Regions from separate parts of the Homo sapiens genome. Here all the other regions are linked to region 3. The links are chromatin contacts, found by Hi-C or POLR2A ChIA-PET in ENCODE. All regions are on one chromosome and are shown on one strand. The core of a region is the stretch at or near the end of the contact, and the rest is flanking DNA. Distances in the headings are between cores, read along the strand shown. Region 1 holds the start of WDR25 (WD repeat domain 25). Region 2 holds the start of CYP46A1 (cytochrome P450 family 46 subfamily A member 1). Region 3 holds the start of GSKIP (GSK3B interacting protein).

Evidence for each region. Hi-C counts contacts between places; a loop is a spot of excess contacts on that map. ChIA-PET counts read pairs that join two places held with the same protein, here RNA polymerase II (POLR2A). Pooled maps may share reads with other maps.
Region 1: a map of naive thymus-derived CD4-positive, alpha-beta T cell shows a loop between it and region 3 (9-fold over the local background). The contact joins the promoter of WDR25 here to the promoter of GSKIP in region 3. A Hi-C loop is called at or near these places in 1 of 168 maps with a recorded cell type or tissue (naive thymus-derived CD4-positive, alpha-beta T cell), 1 of 37 single-sample maps with no recorded cell type and 7 of 50 pooled maps. POLR2A ChIA-PET finds 5 or more read pairs at or near these places in 1 of 52 experiments (activated CD4-positive, alpha-beta T cell).
Region 2: a map of CD8-positive, alpha-beta T cell shows a loop between it and region 3 (11-fold over the local background). The contact joins the promoter of CYP46A1 here to the promoter of GSKIP in region 3. A Hi-C loop is called at or near these places in 3 of 168 maps with a recorded cell type or tissue (CD4-positive, alpha-beta T cell and CD8-positive, alpha-beta T cell), 1 of 37 single-sample maps with no recorded cell type and 8 of 50 pooled maps.

What each region holds. Positions count from the first base shown.
Region 1 is chr14:100,374,521-100,378,551 of GRCh38, reverse strand. It overlaps WDR25 (WD repeat domain 25), which reads right to left and starts at 2,067. Exons shown (of 7, transcript NM_001161476.3): 1 at 2,057-2,067. It overlaps WARS1 (tryptophanyl-tRNA synthetase 1), which reads left to right and starts at 3,205. Exons shown (of 11, transcript NM_004184.4): 1 at 3,205-3,269. RefSeq lists silencers at 1,934-1,983, 2,174-2,233 and enhancers at 2,744-3,103, 3,114-3,253.
Region 2 is chr14:99,682,538-99,686,884 of GRCh38, reverse strand. It overlaps CYP46A1 (cytochrome P450 family 46 subfamily A member 1), which reads right to left and starts at 2,587. Exons shown (of 15, transcript NM_006668.2): 1 at 2,349-2,587. The coding sequence starts at 2,467. RefSeq lists a silencer at 2,203-2,782 and an enhancer at 4,023-4,092.
Region 3 is chr14:96,361,407-96,365,213 of GRCh38, reverse strand. It overlaps GSKIP (GSK3B interacting protein), which reads right to left and starts at 1,688. Exons shown (of 4, transcript NM_016472.5): 1 at 1,646-1,688. It overlaps ATG2B (autophagy related 2B), which reads left to right and starts at 1,873. Exons shown (of 42, transcript NM_018036.7): 1 at 1,873-2,399. The coding sequence starts at 2,238. RefSeq lists a silencer at 1,416-1,765 and enhancers at 967-1,787, 1,708-2,002, 3,244-3,313.

The sequences.
Region 1 (4,031 bases), core at 818-3,317, 4.0 Mb before region 3:
GGCATGATCCAAATCCACCCATTTCACTCCCAACACACAGATTCACACTGCAATGAATTTCTACTTGTTAAAAAAAATCTTTCTGGGCAGGGCATAGTGGCTCATGCCTGTAATCCCAGCACTTTGGGAGGCCGAGGTGGGCGGATCACCTGAGGTCGAGTTCGAGACCAGCCTGGCCAACATGGTGAAACCCTGTCTCTACTAAAATACAAAAATTAGCCGGGCGTGGTGGCACACGCCTGTAATCCCAGCTACTCGGGAGGCTGAGGCAGGAGAATCATTTAAACCCAGGAGGCAGAGGTTGCAGTGAGCCAAGATCGCGCCATTGCACCCCAGCCTGGGCGACAAGAGTGAAACTTCGTCTCAAAAAAAAAAAAAATCTTTCTGAAATTCTGAACCATCATACACAATACATGGTTATCAATTAGTTCCCAGAAAGAAGTGCTTTGGTAATTTTTTACTTCTGTGCTGTTAGCACCAAGCACAATCCAGAGAAAAAGAAGGGTGCTAGGCACTCCTAGGACAGCAGAGGGCGCGGTGGAACAGCACAGAACGCTCAGGCAATAGACCGACTTCCAAGAAAACCCAGTGCACCCAACCTTAATCAAACACGCCAAGCTCCGCCTCCATCCCCCAACAGGTGGAGTCAGGTCAGCATCAACAGATTCCCTCCAAGTCCTTTTCTAAGTCATTCCAGACAGCCTATTACCCATCTCTTCTTCTAGACAATGGGTTTCTATGTCCCCTGGAATCAACCACCCAACCTCTTCCACACCTTTCCCCCAAGTGGCATCATTCGCCTGAGGGTTCCACTGGTCTACAAGTCAGGTCATCATTCCATAAATGTCTGTAGTCAGCCTCCTCTAGTAATGCCGCCCCCGTTCGCAGCCCATTCCAGGCAGGTAACAACTTCCACACGCAAAGCCAGAGTTTAAATAAAACGACCGGGCGCGGTGGCTCACGCCTGTAATCCTAGCACTGTAGGAGGCCGAGAAGGGCGGATTACCTGAGGTCGGGGGTTCAAGACCAGCCTGGCCAACATGGTGAAACCCCGTCTCTACTAAAAATACAAAAAAAAAAAAAATTTAGCCGTGTGCAGTGGTGCGCGCCTGTAATCCCAGCTACTCTGGAGGCTGAGGCCGCAGAATTGCTTGAACCCGGGAGGCGGAGGTTGCGGTGAGTGGAGATCACGCCACTGCACTCCAGCCTGGGCTACAGAGCGAGACTTGGTCTCAAAAAACAACAACAACAACAACAACTTCTAAAGCCAGCCAGCCAGCTCATCTCCAATGGAACTAATATAATATGAAAGACTAATTATAAACTAATGGAACCGTGCACTGCAAATAATTTGGCATTTCTGTTCTCTAAATGCTAAGCCTGGTCCCGAGGCCACTCTCAACTCCTCTGCCCAGGCACCACCCACCATGCACCCAGATTCCCACCACCAGGGTGCCCGTGCTCCCTCTGGAAGGAGATGAGGGATTAAACGAAGAGGAACAGACAGTAAGATGGAAGGGAAGGCAGGGACACTGGAGAAGAGTCTAAGGAAGGAGCGAGTGACTCTGACAGTCACTATCAGCAAGTCAGCCCCATGAGGACAGGACTTTCTGTGTTTTGTTCACTATTCAATGCCCAGCGTCTAAAAATATTTCTGGAATGCAAACGGGTGGGAGGGGGAGATGCTAGGAAGTAAAAGAAATAGGATATTCCCATTCAACAAACATTTCCTGATTACGTACTCTTTGTCAAGCCCTATGCTGGGTCTGGTGTGGGTGGAAATCAAACACAAAACACAGATCCCCCCGGAGGCCCCAGAGCGATGAAAGCAACAAACAAGATACGACCAGAGATGGGTTTTGAAGGATGAATAGGAGTTAGCTGAGCTGTCAATAGTAAGAAGTAAGGTTGGTCCAAGGCACAGCGCTTTCTGAAGGAACAGGAAGTGAAAGGAAGGCGAGCGGCTATGAGAGACCGCGTTAAGCGGCACGGGGCGCTTTAGGCGCTGCCCAGTCCCGGCCCCTCCAGCCCGGGGCCCGCCGCTCACCACACGCACCGGAAGCGCTCGGTTCTCCCGGAGGCAGACCGGCCAGCACACTACCATCCAGTCACGTTCCGACGCGACGCCGCGGCCGCCAGCCAATCAGTGGCGGCCTCTGCCCCGCCCCCGCGCGAACAGCCAATGACGGCGCCGTCGGGCCGGAAGTTGTTCCGTCCGGACGGCGTTTCCACGGACGCCCAGGAGACAGCCGGTTGCTGAGCCGGGAGCGCTGACTGGCCCGGCTGGGCAGGGTAAGCGAGGGGAGTAAGGCCGGGGCGGAGTGAGGAAACAAGGGAGGGAGTGATGGAGGGACGCTGGCGCGGCGCCCAGTGGCCTGGCCCTCCCGGGAGTATCCTTAGAGCCCGGCTTGCTGCCCGCCGCGTTCTGGCACTGTGAGGCGCGGAGCCTGCCACCGACCCCTCGCCCCTTTCCTCTGAGCGCCGCCGACCCACCCCGTCTCCCTTTCCCACTGGCACCCTTCATCGTCTCCGCCTGTTCGCTTTTCCCGAGGAGAGAGGCCCCCATTTTTATTTAGCGCCTGCCATGTGCCAGAGGCTTTGCGTAGTGTTGCACTTAGTCCCCTCAACGGTAATGTTAGCAGGCTTCTCCATGCCCATTCCACAGATGAGGAAACCGAAGGGGAAGCAGAAAAGTAATGCGACCCTTGCCCAAGGTTTCGAATAAGTCCAAGCTGGGATTGAAACCCAGGCGTCTGTGACCCCAGAACTCCTGATCTTTCCACTGCACTGTGCCGCCTCGGTGAACAGATGCGGGGAATTTACAGTTTCTCTTTCCACCGCCCACGACTACACAAAATCAGTCACACTGACGCTGAGGGTGGGGAACGGGAAGAGGGTGGGGAGGTTATTTGGAGGCCAGCGGGGGGTGAGGGGTGGCTGATGCAATGACCAGCTAATGGCTCGATTCTCAAGAGGGTTTCATTGGTCTCAACCTGGCCCCCCAGGCAACCCACCCCTGATTGGACAGTCTCATCAAGAAGGTTGGTCAAGAGCTCAAGTGTTTCTGAGAATCTGGGTGATTTATAAGAAACCCTTAGCTGAATGCAGGGTGGGGAGAACGAAAGACAAAAGCATCTTTTTTCAGAAGGGAAACTGAAAGAAAGAGGGGAAGAGTATTAAAGACCATTTCTGGCTGGGCAGGGCACTCTCAGCAGCTCAACTGCCCAGCGTGACCAGTGGCCACCTCTGCAGTGTCTTCCACAACCTGGGTATGTATTGCCATCTTTGCCAGGCTTAGAGCTTGTTCGTGTTTTTAGCAAAGTGCTGAAAACCTTGGTTTAGGGGGTCAGGACTTGTGTCTTAGGATTAGGGTGTTATGCATTTTACTTCTTCCATTGACCCAAAGTTCAGGTGATTCACTGCTCCCATAGGGAACAGAGATCCTGGCTGAGCAGTCGCGGGCTTGGATCCGTAGCTTGCCTCTCAGCACCGTCATGCTGTCTGTCATAATTTTCACTGATGCACCCTCCTTCTGTGCTCAACATCAGAACGTATTGTCATTCTTATTGTGACACCCAAAAGTGTCTCGTGCCTGGCTTCATAGAAATTAATGTCTTTGCCTTTTAAGATAATGTTCATGCTGTTATTTGGCGGGGAAAGCAATCTTTCTTTTAGTGTTTAAAAAAAATGGAACATGATGGGTCCCAAAAGGTGTCAAGAAATCCTTGCTCTAAAGAAGTCATTTTCTTGTCCTCTGGGAACTTGCCAGTCCAAAGGTATTGTCACCTACACTCTGGGGCCAAGATAGAAAGGATGGTATTCTACCTCCTGGTGGTATTCCAGGGATCCAGAAACACTCCTGGGCCACATTCTCTTCTCACCTGCTCCAGAATTGGCTGTCTTGATGCCACCCTTCCCCAGATTGCAGAATCAGCGTGCCCTGATCTCTGTGAGATGATTTTGATGCAACCCAAGTCTTTATCATGTTGTTCTGTTAAACAATTCTATAGTCCTTTCCACTCCTCATCCCA
Region 2 (4,347 bases), core at 1,338-3,837, 3.3 Mb before region 3:
AGTTTTATATTTGACCACTAACCAATTTTTAATCCAAAATCTTTTTATATATGCATTGTTCAGTTCACCTCCTTAGAATAAATAGCCCAATCATGATTATATTCATCTTCCTCCCACTGCTCCCTCCGCACCCCACACACTCAGGTCACATGTAGACTCTGTGGTATAAGATTTGGGAAGAATTTAGCCATAAGAAGGAAAGCAATAAGGATACATGCTACTACATGAATGAACTTTTGAAACATTATACTAAGTGAAAGAAGCCAGACACAAAAGGCCACATATTGTATGATTCCATTTATATGAAATGTCCAGAACAGGCAAATCCACAGAGACAGAAAGCAGATTCATGGTTGCCAGGGCTGTGAGGGGTGGGAGAAAATGAGGAGTGATGGCTAATGGGTACGGGGTTTCTTTCTGGGGTGACAAAACAGTTCTGAAATCGGTGGCGATGGCTGCACAGTGCTGTGAATGTACCAAAAACCACTGAATCATACACTAAAGAATACATTTTGTGGAATGCAAGTTACATTTCAATTTTTTTTAAGATGATTTAAATTCTGCTTTCTCAAGACACAGAGACCAGAACAGGTCATTTGAGTTTATGAGAAGACCAAGTAACGATGAAACTTATCAGAACAAGCACCAAACTCATTCAATTCTAAGTGCTGATGGCTTCTCTGAAAACTTGAGAGGGTGATAGTGTCCACCACGGAACTCACGGGAGATTTCCACCATTCAACCTTGAATTGCTATTCATAGAGTGTCTACTATGCATGTACAATGTGCTGCTACATGTCGGAGATGCAGCAGTGACTGAGACAGACAGGGGGCCCATGGAAAAGAGACACTTAGGAAAAACTTGCACAAATAATTGCCCAATTAACATTATGCTGTAAAGGAAAATTACAGTGATTTCAGGGTTTATAAAATGAACATAATATTTTTGGGGGAGCAGGAGGAACCTCCCTGAGGAGTTAGCATTGAAGCCAAACCTGGAAGGCTGGGGGAAGAAGCATCCAGGTAAAGTAGAAGGCAGAGGAGCTAAGCAAGGAGAGAGAGAGAGAGCACCAGAAGGGCAGAGAGCCAGCAGGGAGAACAGGTGCCTCCCTATGTCACCAGCCACAGAGATCTTTCCTGAACCCATCAAGCAGAGATTCAGGCTTCTAACGCCAGTACATCTGGCTTGTGCTGGAGATGGGTGCCTTCCAGAATATTCATGTCCTGAGATTTTAAAAAGTGTGTCTAATACAATTGTTTATTCATTCATTCAACAAATATTTATTGAGATCTGCAACACGCCAGGCACTGGGGATACACAAGCGAACACAGAGTGTCCCTGTCCTCCCGGGGCTCACATTCTAGAGGGGGAGACAGTCAACAGGTGAACAGACAGTCAACAGGTGGAAAGAAGGTAACCTCAGAGGTGATGGCCCCTGAGAAGTCTGGGGCTGGGTGGTCTTTACACAAGGTGCTGGGCAAGGCCTGTTTGAGACAAGCAGAGGAAGAAGCCCGCCAGGCCCAGGCTTGAGAAAAGGACCCGGGGGGAGGGAAGCTGCGGGGGGGGCGGGGGGAGGGGGAGGCTGGGAGAAGAAAGGCTGGGGGCAGTAGTGAGAAAGCAAGAGGAAAGAGCAAGCTGCAGAGTGGGTTCTGAGTGCTCGGCAGGGGCCTCGCGGGCCATGCAGCCGACTTAATTTAGAACTGCATTTAGTTGTCAAGTGATGGGAAGCCCTTGGAGCAGGGAAATGACACATTTAATTTAAGCTTCACAAAGCTAAGCTGGGGGTGGGGGGGGGTTGGCAAGTTGAGGGGGGTGTAAGTTGCGTGGGGGTGGGGACCAAGAATGCAATTGTAAGTACTAAGGAGAAGACAAATGGGGTGTCCCAGAACAGAAATACAAGCAAAAGGAAACATGACTGAAGTACAGCGTGCTCCAATCCAGGCTGACCCTGTCCAAGTCCCAAAGTTAACAGCGCCCACTTTGGAGGCAGGCTGACCTGGGCTTAAATCTAGGCTTACCAACCGTGTGACCTTGGGCAGGTGACTTCGCCTCTGAGCGCCTCAGTCTCCTCGTCTGAACGATGGGTTAACAATAGCGCCTACCTGAAAGGGCTGTGGCTGCCATCACGTTTGTGGGGCCCAGCTGTGCGCGGTGGGCGCCCAGCAGCTGCTGCGGCTGTGAGTAATTTGTTACTAAGAATAGTTAGCGCCCCTCTCGGGGCCGCCGACTCCCAGCGGCCGCGCGCACTAGGCGAGGCCGGACCCCCGGCCTGGACGCCGGCTTAGACGCTGTCCCCAGGCCCCCAGTCCCAGCACCCCAGCCAGGCCCCGCCCCCAGCCCCGCTCACCTGGGCCGCGGCGGCCCGGGGATGTGCTCGTAGCGGCTGCGAGCGCGGTGCACGAAGGTGCAGCAGAGGCCGAAGGCGAGCAGGACGGCGCTGCCGAGCAGCAGCAGCCCGGGGCTCATGGCTCCGGGGCAGGGCAGGCCAGGCCAGGGTCGGGCCGGGCGCCGAGGGGGCCGGGAGGCCGCGAGCCGACTCAGCTGTCAGCGCCGCGCGCCGCCTCGGCCCCAGGCCAGGCGCGACCCAGCACCCTCCCCGCCCGCTCGGCTCCGCCCCCGCCGACTCCGACCCCTCCCAGGGCGCACAGTCCCCGCCAACCACGTCTCCGCCTCCGGCTCCGGCGCTCCGGGCCCTCCCCCGCCCCGCCCCGCCCCCCAGAGCTCCGCCCCAACCTCCACACCGCCCCAGCCCAGGCCCCACCCCGAGCATGTGGTCTTCACCAATCACAACTCCGCTTCTGGCTCAGCCCCCCAGGCTCCGCCCCCACCTCTTCAGACTCAGGTCCGCCCCAGCAGCAGCTCCGCCCAGAACGCGTTGTCCCTGGCAACGCCGATCCTCAGCGCTCTGGCCCGGCGGCGGCGCGAAGTCCTGCTGGCTGGCTCCGCCCGCTTCGGCGCCTCCAAATAACGGCATCTTTCCGCGCGCGGTCTTAGGCCCCTTCCTTTTTCCCCCAAACCTGCCCGGAAACCCCATCCCAGCCTGCAAAAGTCCGCATAACGCCGACTGTTCCCAAACTTCTCCTTGGAACCCCAGACCCCCAAAGTTGTTCTCCAGTTGCCCCGGGGCGCCTCCTCCGCCCGGACAGTCCACGCCTAGCGCCCGTGGTCCGCCAGCGGGGCCCGCGGGCTGGTGGCAGGATCCTGCGGGACCCAGGGACGCCTGTGTCTGCGACCGAGAGCGCACGGCGTGGCCGGAGGCTGTTCTCCCAGAGACTCGGGGGCCTGCGGACCCTCCTAGACCAGGCGAAGCCCCATCTGAGGCGCTGGCTCAGGCCCGAAGGAGTTGGAGTTGGAGGGATGAAAATCTGGGTCCGCCCTCCAGGGAAAGCGGGAAATGTGCCGGGGAGGCGGGGGTAGCGGAGGAGAAGGTATTTTCGAAATAATGACCAGGGCTTCCCCCTCTGTCGTAACCCGCGTCTCCTTGCCCATCCCGTATGAAGATGAGGCCAATTCTGGGCGTTTTAGTTCCCAATTCCTATCCCGAGGGACCACCCAGCGTGAAAGTCGTGGCAGGGGAAGGCCAGGTGTGCCCACTCCTAGCCCAGGTAAAGGTCCCCCGGGCTGGAGGTAGAGGCCCAGGGAGTGTAGATGCTGCTGGGTTTCTGAGAAGAGGCAATGCCCCTGCCCCACGCTTGAGCCAGTCCTGGAGAGGTTGGGGGTTGGAAAACGAAGGGGACCTTGGTACCGCCTTCCCAGGTATAGTTAGGGACATGGGACATGGCTGTTAGGGGTGTGGGCTGAGGGGCGACGGAGACGGCCAAGTCTTAAGAGCCGTGCCCAGCACGGAGGAGGCGGGACTTCTGCCCTCGGGGCCACCGCAGCCTGGACAGGTGGGCAGCAGAGCATCCATCCCCCCGGCGCCTGGCCCGGCCGCCCAGTTGGACTCGGGGATGTTGGCTTGCTATGGCGCCCCCGTGTGGCGGCGGTGACAGGCAGCCGCAGGCCCACAGGGTAACTCAGGCTGGCCCTGCTGGGGTGAGGTGTGGAACGGAGCCACCAGGTCCCCTGTGGGCTGTGAAAGCTCCGGGGCTTGAGGGCAATTTGGAGGGAGGATGAGGCTGCAAGAAGGAGGGTGTGGATTCCTGCGCACTGGAAGGTGGGTTGGGGTGGTTAGCTAGAAAAGAAATGTGACGGCATCACATTTAGTATCCAGTTTGTGGAACGGCTCCCTGAGATTACACAGTGCATCGCACTGTCTGAAGAGGACTTTCTCTTGCCTTGTCTCTCCAGACCCCTGGAACAATGGTACTGTTAGCAACAGCAAATCCATATGGGTCTGCAGCAGC
Region 3 (3,807 bases), core at 439-2,938:
TACATTGCTTTCGTTTTTCCAACAGCCCTTATCACCACAAAGCATATTATTCACTCATTTATTGTATGTCTCCTCCCTTCAATAAAATGTAAGTTCCAGGAAGGAAGAGATTTATCTGTTCACTGCTGTAATCCCAGTACCTAGAACAGTGCTTGGCACACAGAAGGCAATCAATAAATATTTACTGAATAAATGAACAAACTTCCACTTTATTGAGAGAAAGGGTCTTGCTCTGTGGTTCAGGCTGGAGTGCAGTGGCATGATCATAGCTCGTACGATCCTTTCTGATATTTGAAATTGCAGGCACTCTATGGATAGCGTCAATGCAATTATGCAGCCTCAAAGTCCTGGGCTCAAGCGATCCTTCCGCCTCAGCCTCCACAAGCAGGTACCACCATGCTTCCGTTTTAGAACATAAACTCCTTGAAGGTTCGGCCTGATTCTTGACACTGTTCACATGATCAACTGTGGTGACTTTCATTTAATGGACCTTAACAAATATTTCTGAATGAAGAGCAAGGGAATCTAAGTTACTGAGAATACTTGAGATGAGTCTACAAAGAATGAGGGAAATCAACAATCCAAGCAACTGCATACAAAGTACCCTGGTTCTAAAACGAAAAGGTGGTTGTGGAAAGGGGAACCAGATGTTTCTCCATCTACCAATATTTTGGGCTGTATTTCCAAGGCATTCATGAAAGTTGCCGAGACAGTAAACATTTCACTCCTTAAACTGGTCGTCTTAATTCACTGTGATTAAACAGCTGTATGTTTCAGGACTCTGTTCAGGTTCGTGCCCTACTCATATCATTTAATCTTCCCAACAAATCCATGCACATAAGATTTTAATCCGCTCACACTCGGCAAAGGAGGCAACGTGGGCTCGGGGAGGGCAGTGGCCGCTCAAAGTGGCTGGGCGGCTAATAGGTGTCAGTGCCGGGATTCTAACGAAGGACATCTGGCTTCTGGGCCATAGAACACCCGCACCCAGGCCTTTCGAGGTTGACTTAACTTAACAGCCGGCTCCGCCTCTGCAGGAGTTACCTCCCAAAAGGCAGAAATACGATTGCGCAGACTGCCAGAACAGCCCAAGTTCTTCACCCAGGTTCCGGCGGGGTCAGGAGCCTTTAGCATTTCTCAAGGAATGCAGTTTTGCCCACAGATGCTTCGAAAACCCAAGTTTCCTGATCGTTGCTATGACACACCCAGGATTAAGCGAGCGTATGCGAGAAGCGCTCTGCAAACCGCCAGGCAAACGGCAACGAAGAAGCTGCCTCAGAAACAATACCTGAATGAGGCGGGGGCCGAAGAACTTGCTGACAATGGGCACCGGTCAATGCTCGGGTGCGGGCGGGGATGCTCGAGAAGGGCTCCAGTCCTCCCAGCGGAGACGGCGGAGCCCCAAGTGTGCGTTTCCGGGGCGCCGAGGTCTGAGGGGAGCCGGGAGAGCCAGGCCGGCCAGACCGGCCCCCAGACCCCTCTTAACACGGGCGCGGGGCCCCTGCAGCCTGCCGCCCCTCTCGGCCCAGCCAGCTGCATGGCGTCGCGTCCCCATCCGGAAGGCCTGACGGCCCGCCGGCGCCCCGAGCCCCTAGCCCTTCTCGGGGGCCGCCCCTCGCCCGCAGCCACCCCGGCTGCCGCTCACCTGCGCGCCCGGCGTCCTCTTCTTCCTTCCTCCGGAGGCGACTGGAGCCGACCGGCGGTGCCGCCCCCTCCCTCCCCGCCTTCTTCCGCCCCGCCCCCTCGGAGCCGGAACTGCTCCAGCCCCCGCCCTTCTGCCCGCCTTCCGCGGCCCCAGTGTGGCGTCACTTCCGCCAGCGCCCGGCGGCGCGCCGGGAGTCTGGGTCTCGTGAACGCGCCAGGAGCGTCCCTACAGCCGGGAACGCGCCTCGCGGATGACAACAAATTCGTCGCGCGGCGGCAGTGGCGGTGGCTGCCTCAGCCCCTGCCGCCTCCTCTCGCGCTCTCTTGCACTCTCTCCGAGCCGGTTGGGACCCTCCTCGGAAGTCCCCTGGCCTGGGGCCAGGAGGACCCCTCTGCGTCTTGCCTCCGCCAGGCCCAGCGCGAGCGGTGCGGCGCCGGCGATGGGGTCTCCCTGAGGGACTCCCGGCACCAAATAGGGATGGAGGGGCCGCCCCAGGCTTAGGCCCCGCCGCGGCCTGGAGCCGGAGTCGCTACCCCGAGGCCGGAGCCGTCGCAACCCGCAGCCGCAGTCAGCCCAGCTGCCAGCAGTCACTATGCCTTGGCCGTTTTCGGAGTCCATCAAGAAGAGGGCCTGCCGGTACCTCCTGCAGAGGTACCTGGGCCACTTTCTGCAGGAGAAGCTGAGCCTGGAGCAGCTCAGCCTGGACCTGTACCAAGGCACCGGGTCCCTCGCCCAGGTCCCCTTGGACAAATGGGTAAGAGCTGCCGGCGGCGAGCCGGGCGGGGCTCGCTCCCCTCTTTAGGGCGCTTTGAACCAGTGCCATCCAAGATTGGTGACAGTCAGTCCCTCCTTGGGAATTGTTTGGACCCGAGTGTGACACGGCTCAGAGAAATGTGTTAGAGTGTTGTTTAATCTGTTTCTAACAAGTTTGCTCTCCTAAATCACGTGTTCCGGAAACTTTAACAGATGTAATGGAATCTACACTGTGGGAATAATTGAGTCAGTGCTTCGGGGGTCTGTGAAGCAGGCTCAATAGGTCCGTGGGAGGAGGTGACCAGAACTGTCCCTCGGGATGTGAGGGGCCGCAGGGTTTTGTGGCAAACAAACCCTGCCTTGTGGGATGACATTCTGGAAGGATTAAGGATGAAGAGGACCTTTGGATGTCAGAATCCCTAGTTATTTGTTTTGGGTTGGCTGCTTGCGCACCATGTTTGCCTTGTTTGTCATCGTGCAGCGTTTGCCATCTGGAAGAAAGTTAGGTGAAGGCCTCTTGTGCCGGTTTGCCTGCTTTTGCTTGATTATATGTTTACAAGATAGGTTTGTGTATCCAGCCTGTGAATGGTCGTCTGGCCCTAGTAGTGCTGTTGAGTTATGCCTCTTTGCTCCACGTGACAGATCGTAAAAGCAGGTGTTGCAAAAGCGCTGAAGTTGCAATTTTCAGACATTTTAAAACCTGCCTTCTACTTGTCATCTAGAGGCTGTGAATTCACTCATTGCTATACAGGTGCTTCATCTGAATTTCGACTCACCACATGCAGTCGTACCTGCATTTGTGTGTTCAATGCATAGCATTTTACTTAAAGTATATTCACTTTTGGGTTTGACAGGAATAGAGTGACTTCTACCCTTTGCCCAACCCTTACTTCCTTAGCCACAGAAAATCTTAAATTATGGAAATACCTTATTATGACCCTTAAGCGAATTTGTGCTAGAGACTATAAATCAGTATATAATTTTATCAGTATGTACCTGACATAAACTAGGGAGAGGACACAAGATAGTGGAAAGAGCCCTGGTTTGAGAGCAGTAAGACCCAGTCGCTCACCAGGAGGTGAGAGTCCTACCCCTGGAGAGACTCTCCAGACCGCCACAATTAGCCGAGTGATAATGGACTTAGCAATTCACCTGAGTTCAGTAAACACTAATGGAGCACACACTTCATCTCTGTGTCGTCCGTCTTATGGTATTGTATTCCTGTAATTCTTCCAAAAGATAGGGATTCTGAAGGATATTTTTGAATTCAACAACCCATGATTCTATACTTTTGATACAGTTATGAATAGGTTATCTTGAAAAAAGAGGGTTCAGGATTTATTAATGCCTTTTGTGGGTGGAAGGGCTTTGTATGCATTATCCTTTAATGACTTTAACCCTATAAGGTG